Regions from separate parts of the Homo sapiens genome. Here region 2 is linked to region 1. A link is a loop called in an ENCODE intact Hi-C map of the cell type or tissue named here. Cell type or tissue: PC-9. All regions are shown on one strand. Links, peaks and the distances in the headings refer to the core of each region. The heading gives the core; the rest is flanking DNA. Region 1 has its middle 120 kb from the start of LINC01626. Region 2 has its middle 190 kb from the start of LINC01626.

The links. Hi-C counts contacts between places; a loop is a spot of excess contacts. Peaks named below come from ENCODE experiments on the same cell type or tissue, not always from the same donor. Only the 100,000 strongest peaks of a DNase experiment are listed, where the experiment ranks them.
Region 2: a loop joins it to region 1, with 2.5 times the contacts of the local background. A loop is called at or near these places in 3 of 110 quality-filtered maps.

Annotation. Positions count from the first base shown.
Region 1 is chr6:71,542,192-71,547,579 of GRCh38, forward strand. No RefSeq gene overlaps it. Among named protein-coding and RNA genes, the nearest start is that of LINC01626, 120 kb to the left of the region's middle. In PC-9, for the core only: no CTCF peak of the experiment used is centred there; a DNase peak (open chromatin) is centred at 2,090.
Region 2 is chr6:71,606,261-71,611,648 of GRCh38, forward strand. No RefSeq gene overlaps it. Among named protein-coding and RNA genes, the nearest start is that of LINC01626, 190 kb to the left of the region's middle. In PC-9, for the core only: no CTCF peak of the experiment used is centred there; a DNase peak (open chromatin) is centred at 2,591.

The DNA of each region.
Region 1 (5,388 bases), core at 123-5,122:
TCTGTTACATAGAGTAGGGGGCTCTCTTTTTTTCTCACTGACATACCTTGAGTGTCTAGAAAAGGTATTTGGCACGTAGTAGGTGCTAAGGAAATATTTGTATGGTGGATGAAAGACTTACCTGATTGCAAAGCCCATGATCCTTCTGCTGTATGGCCATCATCTCAATGAAAGAGAACTAACCAGTCAGATATTCTGTTCAAAGATCCTCTTACCCAGAGACTTCTTAGATGAATAATACCAAAGTTTTTATTTCTAATTTTGCTTCCAAGCAGATCAGTACCTTTCTGACAAAATTTTCATTTATATAAAGAAAAATCTTTTAATATATAACAGCCAATCCTGGCATACCTGAAGCTAGTATCTTTAAGGTGATTTTGTGTATCTATGTTTCCTGTTGAGAATCATCTCAGGTCCTAGTTTTTGAGCAGGGGCATGTTGCACAACACACTGAAACTGCCAATTAAAATGCTGATATCCTAGTACCCATAAGCCATTGAAATGTACCAAATTTACAATGTTGTATTCAAAGTAAAGTTTACCAACACCTAGGAAGAGCATTAATTTTTTTTTTGATCAAAACTTTTGGCCAGGTTTTTGGGTTGCTACGTTTGGTTATAATGCACATTGGTGACAGTTTTCTTTGCATATTTTGAACAGATGAGAAAATTAAGGTACCATTAAGAAAAGTAAAACTAAGAGGGCAGCGAGAAAGAAAATGATATTTGAATTCCCAGCTGTGGCTGTTGCAAACAAAACAACAACAACAACAACAACAACAAATTAGCCTGTTTTCGTGGACTTTCCAATTAATTACATGAGCCAAATAAATCCCTCCCCAGCAAACTCCCCCACCAACCCACTGTTTAACAAAACTGGTTTAATTTGGGATTTCTTTCTCTTGCAACTGAAAAGTCCTGACTAATAAAACAAGGTTCCACAGTAGAATCACCTCAATGTCCTGCATCTCATTCAATTACACATAGAATTCGTGTATAAAATAATGACGTGATGCTCTGAAATAATAATCAAAAATCAATATTAATCAATTATGTTTTAGTTTCTTCTTTTGCCCCTTATCTTCTTCCCTCTTCTCTTTGCTTCCCATTTTTCCTACTCTGTTAGCCTCTGTCTTTATTCCAAAAGGTTTTAAACTGGTTGCATCTCCTACATAAAAAGGAAGAAAAGTGGATGTTACAAGCAGATATTTGTGTCAATGGTTATAACAACACATTTTCTGATTATTCTTCAGCTATCAAGAAATTAAATAAACCAGTATTCTCATTCCCCAAATGCCCTGTTACCTGGCTAACAAATTTTCCTAGCAAGTAAAGAGTCATTCCATCATTCCATAAGGTTTTGTTTTTTTTTGTTGTTGTTTTTTTTTTTTTTTTTTGCACTTTGCCACTTACTAGTTGTGTTACCTGTTTAAATTATTTAACCTTCTGAAACTTGGTTTTCTTATCCCTAAATGAGAATTATGAAATCTGCCTGGAATGCTCCCAAAGTGTAATAATGTAATAAGACAGTAGATACTGGTCTGAAGTAGATGCTCAATAAATGGCAGTTATTTTTACATTATCTCTATGACATTACTTTTGCCCACTATTTTTAGAATCAGGAAGGAGAATGACATAAAGGTGTTCTTACTCAGTCTTTAAGAATAGCTAAGGAAAATAGGACATTGCTAAGTAAGCAAGAAAACTCCTGTTCCTATTTCGTGCTTACACTTGCAACAATGCAAAAAAGCTAAAAATTAAGTTTATTTTATGGTAACCTCCCAATTTTCTATCCCTGTACCAATGATTTCCTATGTTTCTCTTATTTTAAAGATTTGATCTGAAAGATAAAACCAGTGAGGTGTATCGGCAGAAGTGACAAAGTCCTAAGGGAAAGAATGTTCTTTACTCCCATGCAGATTCAGCATCCCTTTTCTATAACAGAGCAAACCGAGCTTTACTGGGTTAGCTCCACATTTGACTGCAGACACTGTCCCTTAAGCTAGATTTTTACCAACCACAATAATGGCATCTATTTCTCTTGCATCATTTCCATTCAACAAATATACATATTTTCAATGGCCTAAAACTCCAAGTATGCAAAGCATGCAGCCAGGAAGGGTGAAAGAATGCTAAAAGAAGATTGTGAAGCAAACATGGCATGACTTTGTTGTATCGGTTTTTCTTAGGCAGTTTCTTTTGGATGTTTTTTTTCTTCTTCCAGTGACCGATTAAATGTTCATGTCTATAGCAATGAGGACCCTTAAAATTAACTGAATATCTTAAAGTACAGAGTTTTTCATAACCATGCAATATGTCTTGAATTAATCTTTTATTTTTCTCATAATAGGTATCAGTACAAAAATAATGTCTTACATTTGCACAGTGCTCAGAGATTTACAAAATGCTTTCATACACTTTATCTCATTTTATCCTTCTAATAAAATAATAATGGAGGCAGAGTTTGCCTGCATCTGTCTCTCCATTTTAAAGTTGTAAAATTTGAGGTTTAATGTGTGTAAATATTTGGCCAAAGGTCACAAAGTGTGTAAGTGACATATTTGGTATCGATTTCTGGGCCTAAGTGCAGCACCATTTTTTGCTATAGCATATTTCAAGGGTTTTTTGTTTGTTTGTTTGTTTTTCTCGTTTACTTATTTTATCTATTTTAACACACTAAACTGAATACCTTCTTTGTGCTAGTAAAGTCTTGTTTTTCAGATGAATTCAGAACTCCTTTGTTTTCATTTGAAAGAAGGAGTCCATTTACTTTCCTACCAAATCAAGCTCCTGTAAGATACTGATTTGCCTCATCATCTTTTAGTAAGCTGAAAGTGGTTATTTTGGAAGTATGAATAGCTAGCTTACAGCATACTTACTCCACTTCCTTACCTACTAAAATCTTCATTTAGTTGTACATAGTGGGGGCACAAGACTATGCAGCAAATTCTGCACATTCTTGGGACATGTGTTTTAGAGTAGCTGTGAATAAATGGGGAAATCTCATGAAAGTTTTCTTGTCCTAAATTATTGAAGATTGATAAAGTGAGAGAGAGAGAGAGAGAGAGAGAGAACTTCCATGTATGCATTACCTCTTTATCCATGTTTTCTTTTTTTCTTCCTTAGTTGGGTAGTGATAAAAACTGGATGATGATATACTATGCTGAAATAGAATGTCTGGAAAGATTTGTCTGGACTAAGGATGCTGAACTGAAAATAAGAGAAGTGCTAATATTTCTTATAATCCAGGTTTTGCGCAATACTTCCCTCTATGCACCTGGTTCCCCTCCTTATTCCCCCACTCTTTTTTTCAATAATGGACCTTCTTTTCTTTGTTTGATATCTAAATGGTCTCTCTCTCTTTCTCTTTCTCTCTCTAGCAACAGCATATCATTAGTTTTACTCAAGAGTAAATTCAGGCTTCTATTCTTTCAGACCTAATGGTCCAAGGAGTCAACAAACTCATCTGGAACAAGTGCTGGATATTCCAGTACATCTCAGCTCAGCTGAGTGTTCTTGCTCTGGCTCTGTTATTGTTAACAGGGTTCATGTGGAAGTCATAAGTATCAAAAAACAAATGAAAATGCAAGAGCAGCATGAGACTCAGTGAGATGATTAAACTTTTGTATAATTGAAATTTCAGAAATGGGGAAGAGAGAGGATGAAGCAGAAGGAATATCTATGGATATAACTATGTTAAATTCTCCAAAGTAAAGATTCAGGAAGTGCAAGTGCTACCAAATTTAAGCAAATTCATGTTGTATTAAAATGGCTAAAAATCAAAGACAACGCTAAGGAAAATAAGGCATTAAGGAACCACTGGTAAGAAACAGAACTGACCTCTATCACAGAAAATTCCCCATTCCCAGAGTTGTGGGCCTTGACAACAAATGCCTGGCAGGATTGCGTAATTGTTATAAATCGGTGACTGCTATGATGCCTCTGTTGCTCTCTCTTTGGAATGTGAGAATCTGATTGAAGTTATCATCTCCCCATCTCACCAATGTATTTTGGATGTGTGGCATGAAAATAACTACTTAGTTCACAGATCCATGGCTTAAGAAGAGCCTCTCTCAAAATGCTGCCCTTGAGAAATTTCACCTAAGAAGCCTCATTTGCATCAGGACCCCATGCAGATGACTATAGCCTGGACTTCAAGCCCGATGCAGTGAGTGGATGAGATTTTGGGGGTCTTCAGAGGTGGTGAGTAAATCTGGTGTGTGGAAGAGATGTGAATCCATGGGGCCAACAGAAAGACTAGGGTAGATTTTTACAATAATGCCCCCAGTGAATCAAGCCTCCCAGTATCCAGGTGGCATAAAAAGTAGGTATCTTAGTTAGCTAGGGCTACCATAACAATATATTTTAATGTAGATGCCTTAAACAACATACATTTATTTTCTTACAGTTCTGGAGGCTGGAAATCTGAGACCAGGATGATATAGCATGGTTCTGGTGAAGGCTTGCTTCCTGGCTTGCCGATACCTACTTACTCTCTCTGTCCTCACATGGTAGAGAGATAAAAAGAGAGAGCAAGCTCTCTGGCATCTCTTCTTGTTAGGATACCGATCCCATCATGAGGGCACTGCTCTCATGGCCTCATCTGACCCCAACTATCTCCCAAAGGCTCTGTCTCTAAATACCATCCATTAGGGACTTCAACACATGAATTTGAGGGAAACAGCACTCAGTCCACAGCAGTGGGGGAAGAACAAAAAACAAGGAATCAATGCAACACATAGAAAATAGTTATAAAGACAATAGATATTAATCCTTTATATCAATAATCACTTTAAATGTGAGAGGTCTAAATATATCAACTAAAAGACAAAGATTGTCAGAATGGATTACAAAAAAAAAAGACCCAAGTAAATGTTGGCTGCAAGGAATGAATCTATGTTAAATATAAAACTCAGATAAGTTAAAAGTAAAGGAATGGAGGAATAAATACGATCCTGACACTCATCAAAAGAAAGCTGGAAGAGCCACATTAATATCACACAAAGTAAATTTCAGAACAAGAAAGATTATTAGGGATATAGAGGAGCATTACATAATGATACAGGAATCCATTCTCTAAGAAGATATAACAACGCTAAACTTTCATGAACCTGAGAACAGACTGACAAAATACATGAGGCAAAAACTAATAAAACTGCAATGAGAAAGAAAATATTCCGCCATGATAGTTGGTAATAGATCTCTAGAAGTACACATAAACTAACAAGTGATTTTCAGTTGAGAGAGGAACTGTTAATCTGGGGATAAAGACAGGAGAGTGACTTACTTTTTATTTTATGTCATTTTTTAACCTTTTCACTTCTGTATCCTTTACATCTACTTGTATTACAAATGAATACATAAAAAAGAAGGGAAAAAGTCTTTGGAA
Region 2 (5,388 bases), core at 306-5,305, 64 kb after region 1:
GGGGGCCATTTATTCAGGAGGAGAGAGACATTTAACCCAGTATGGAGAGGAAGAGGTGGTTAGAAAATAGGAATGGTTTTCCCATTTGCCTCTTTGTGTCAACAAAAAGAGCATGGGAAAATTCTAATCAAATAGTTTTACCAGATGATCATAAGAAGTCTAATAATGGATTCAAAATACAGAACCATCTACAAAATACTTTGAGTGGACAGTTTTCATCATAGTGCTCTTGGGGTGTGGTTAGAGCCTAGTTTTAGAAATTACCAATCATTTGGGGTGCTGAACATAATTTCCAGCTCTATCATTCCCAGCTGCATTCATGTCTCCAAGCCTTGGTGTGTCCTGCGCAAGTATAGATAATAGTTACTTTGCAAGTGTGTCAGTTATTAATTTATTGCCTCTCATTTCCACATGCACTCTTCAGCATATGTTCTGTGATAACAGGAGTTTTTAAAGCATTTCTAACTTAAATTGAGCACAATGCTAGGTTTTCTTAATAGAGGATGCTGGAAGGACAATGGGAAAGAAGAGGTTTCCTGCAATTTCTGGTGTGGGATGGGGAGATGAGCAGTGTGGGTGTGAGGCTATCTGGTAGAGACTGTCCCAGCCACAGGCTCAGGATGCAGTCTCTCTGTGATCTTGCAGCCTAGGCCTGACAATGCCCATTCTGCAGCTCACTTTACATGGAACCTGGAGCACTGTGCAGCTTGTATGCAGCTGCCAGGGCCCAGAGACTCACAAAACAGGTAGTCATTCCTTCTGCATTCTCTGCCACATTCCCTTCACTCTGAAGGCCTAGCCAGTGCCCAGATTCCCACTGCATATTCATGCCACCAGTTCCTGCTCACATGCCCACTACTTACACTCTGGAAGGTGGCCTGTCATTTGCCCAGCAACTCTAGACCAATTCTAGCCTGGCTAAATTATCAAACGTCTCCACTGTCTAGTGGTTGAACCACCCCTTCTCCAACAAAGTCTTACCCTCTTCCAAATTTCCTTTATTGGTTACTATCAGTCCTGGAGTACTATATAAAATTTCTTCTTATCTTTTAGTTTCTACTTTATTATAGTTTAATTATTCTTTATATTCAACTTTCCCTGTTTAACCATTATATGGTTTCTATCTCCTGACTGGACCTGGACTGCAGCAGGATTTATCATGAGGAGTACATGAAGTAACATTTGGCATAATAAACGATAACAATTATAGCTAATCTTGTTATGTCTTCCTTCTCTCCAACAAAAACCTAAAATTCGCTTGTAAAAATATGTGTGTGTGTGTTTAAGGACTTGTCTGTGGGCATGACTAAGTTCATTCAATGCTAGTTGTGCTTGTCCTTCAGTGTGCTACACTGTCACTTATTACCAGAAATGTAGATTTGAGGGCTTTAAAATGTAGATTTTAAAGGAAGCTTTAAGATCATCTAGTTCAACTCCATAGAAAGAAATTGATTAACAGTAAAGCCAAGATTCTTGCTCAACGTCACAGTGAATTCTGGGTGTACCTGTAAAAGAAGCCATCTATCTTGACAACCAGTCCAGGGTTTTCTCTATAGCTGGAATTTATTCTCTATATGAGTTTTAAAGACAGAATAATCTAGATGGCTGTATTAGTTTCCTAGGGCTGCCGTAACAAATCACTACAAACTGGTGCTTTAAAAAAATGGAAATTTATTGTCTCACAGTTTTGGAGGCCAGAAGTTCAACAACTGGCAGGGCTGTACTCCCTCAGGGGCTCTTTGCCTCTCCCAGCTTCTGGTGGCTGCCCTTATTCCTGGGCTTATGGCTATATCACTGCCTCCATCTTCACATTACCTTCTCCTTTATATACCTGTATTCTCTGCTTTGTATCATTTATAAGGATGCTTGTCATTGGATTTAGGTTTTATCTGAATAACCCAAAGTGATCTCCTTATCTCAAGATCCTTAACTTAATTACATCTGCAAAGACCCTTTCTCCAAATAAGGCAGCACACACAAGTTCTGGGGACTAAGATGCACACATACTTTTATTAGGGCCACCATTCAGCCCTGTACAATGTTCTGTGTGTTTTTTTTATTTTTCTTTCTTTTTCTTTTCTTTTCTTTTCTTTTTCTTTTTTTTTTTTAATTAAGATGGTGTCTCACTCTGTTGCCCAGGCTGGAGTGCAGTGGCGTGATCTCAGCTTACTGCAACTTCCGCCTCCTGGGTTCAAGAGATTCTCCTGCCTCAGCCTCCTGAGTAGCCACCATGCCTAGCTAATTTTTTTGTATTTTTAGCAGAGACGGGGTTGCACCATGTTGGTCAGGCTGGTCTTGAACTCCTGACCTTGTGATCCACCCGCCTCGGCCTCCCAAAGTGCTGGGATTACAGGCGTGAGCCACCGTGCCCATTCTGTTTTGTGTTTTTAAAATAGATTTAGATCTCTAAGGTCCAGGATACAGTGCTTCATTAACTCAGTTAATAAAATACAGAAATGTTTTTCCAATAGTTATTTATTCCCCGGGCATATTATTTACCAAAGTGCTTTGCTTAGGTTTTGTAATAGTAGTCATGCTATGTGAACTTAGAGTGGGAAATACTTAGTCATTTTTCTATTATGTATCATAACTAGGTGTTTCACATAGCTGACAGGCTGATCCTAATGCAAACTTATGTATGAGGAGAAGCTGGCTGTGACACACCCTTGTGTAATATCTTCCCCACACCATCAGGCAGGGGCTTTTACTAATATCTGAGGTTAAACTTTAGAGGACATACCTAAATCTCTAAGAACTTACATAAAGCATTAGAAAATCCAAGGAAAATTTTGTCCCAGTGATCACATGGACCAGTCTGTTGGCTACATTTTATAGAGGTTTAACTACAAAAGTTTCCTTCAGGGGTTCAAATATAACCCATTATTTCTATGTTAAGCTGACATGCTGTGGAAGAGTTCCTCTTATATCCTACAACTTTGCCCCTTTTTCTTTCTCTTACATCACTTTACGTTTACTCCCATTTAGGTGGAAGTGTTTTTTTTTAATATTCATTAAATTAAATGAGGTTAATTTTGAGCATAATAATAGACTCTGCTTGAGCGGAAGGAATAGGTGCTGTGGTTGTGGAAGAGGGAAGAAGACATGTTCTCACATAGGAATGTTGGTTAAAAAATATGTATTAGATTCAGGATAATTGCTAGTAATTAATTCTAGAATGTAGACAGCAGGGAATGCAGGCTCACTCACCCTCCTATTACCCAAACTGGGTAAGTCTTCATAAAATTATGCTTTGTGATAGGTCATTTCCATTTCGTACTGGTACTGGTGGTAAAAAAAAAAAAATATATGATTTCTAAAAAATGTATTGGTGACTATCTTTTCTCTCACATATGTTTGTCTTTATTATTTTGGGATATGCTAGGAGTGATAACTTTTTCTAAACCAAGTTTAGGATCTTAAGATACAAATTAAGTTAGATTGGCTGAAAGCTAAATTCAGATGATTATATTTGCCAAACTTAATGTCAAAACACAAGTTGTTTCTTCTTTTCTTGCAGCAGCTAAAAACAAAAACAAAAGCTAAACTCTGCCTTCTAAAAAATGGAATTCCCTACAGAGAAGATTCCCTACATGTTTTTCTTTCTGACATTTAGATGACATTGAGTATCACTGATTCTTCTTACACATGTTTTCTATCAAGAAAAACTCAGAATTTCCTTCATAAAGGACAAAGCCATGAGTATTCTTGATACACAAATGCTTTAGAATCTGCTTGCTTTCTCTTTAAAGTGCTCTCTATTTCAAAGTTCTTATAATTCTTTTGACTTCAGGTAGAAAATCTCAATCAGGATGTTCTCTTTAACATTTGCAAATATCCTTTTCTGCAGGAAGACAATAGCAGTGGCATGGTCAGAGATTGCGGGGTGAACCTCGCAGCATATCAGAGAGTAGCCACTTGTGTTTGGGAACCTGGAAAGCTTTGTCCTGTCACTTTTCACAGTGCAATTGATGAATGGATTAGCGGAATGATAAATTGATGAAATGACAATGGAAGAAAAGAAAGAAATGGGTCTGAAAATAGAGATTTTCTGGTTTGACTGAAAAATACTGTTTATGCTTTCTAATACTCTACTGTCTGCTCTTTGCCTTCTCCTTTCCCTTGCCCACTCTCCTCTCCTCTTCCATCCTGGTCGCAATCTTTCACAGCTCCTCTTCCACTGCGTGCTGGGAAAGTCTACATATTCATTCAGTCAGCAAATATTTTTTGGGTTTAATCATGTGTTCTGCACTATGTTAGATGGTGGCTATAGAGTAACGAATAAACAAGATGGTGGCTCACATGGAGCTTTTAGTCTAGCAGGGAAGTTAGATCCTGAACTAGCAGTTCTGTGTGGCACAAAGTGGAAGAGTTCTTCACCAGAGTTCCAGAGAGCTGTTCCCTGTGAGGGAAGAGCTTCAGCAAGGTAGCCCAGATTCTATATGCAGGGCTGAGAATAGGACAGAGGTTCCCAAGCCCAGTGGCCAAGTGGAGGGCAGAATGGAAGATGGGCAATAAAGGCTCTGGAAGAAAGTGAAGAGACTTTTTGTAGCCACCTAGATTGAGAAGTTTTAAGAAGACAGACAAACATCTAAACTGTTTTTTTGGAAAGCTCTCTGCATGAAACACTATGTAAAATCCCTGGGCTTTTAAGGTAATACAAATAAAGATTTTTAAAAAATATATTCTGGCTGGGTGTGGTGGCTCATGCCTGTAATCCCAGCACTTTGGGAGGCAGAGGTGGGCGAATCACAAGGTCAGGAGTTTGAGACCAGCCTGGCCAATATGGTGAAACCCCATCTCTACTAAAAATACAAAAATTAGCCGAGTATGGTGGCACATGCCTGTAACTCCCAACCTCGGGAGGCTGAGGGAGGAAAATTGCTTGAACCCAGGAGGCGGAGGTTGTAGTGAGCCGAGATTGTGCCACTGCACTCCAGCCTGGGCGACAGAGAGAGACTCCATCTCAAAAAAAAAAAAAGTTATATATATATGTTCTGCAGGGTTTCCAGAATGGGATTTGCGTTTGTTTGTTTCTAGGTAACAACCAGCACTACAGTGCTGAGAGGAGGAAAGGGGGTCGGGCTTGCCTATAGACCGTCATCTCATCAACACTCTCGCTCATTGACTCTCACTCTGACTCTCTCTCTCTCTCTCTCTCTCTCTCTCTCCCCCTCTCTCCCTCTATCTCCCTCTCTCCCTCTCTCCCTCTCTCCCTCCCTCCCTCCCTCTCCCGCTCTCTCTTCCTCTCTCCCTCTCCTTCTCTCACTCTTCTTTTTCTCTTTCCCCTACCTAGTGTTCTTAGCTGGTGCTTATTTAATTGTCAGCTGAGTTTCATCCTAAAGAAATAAACCTTTTTTCCAATAATTCCTGCAAAATTTCTACTAAAAC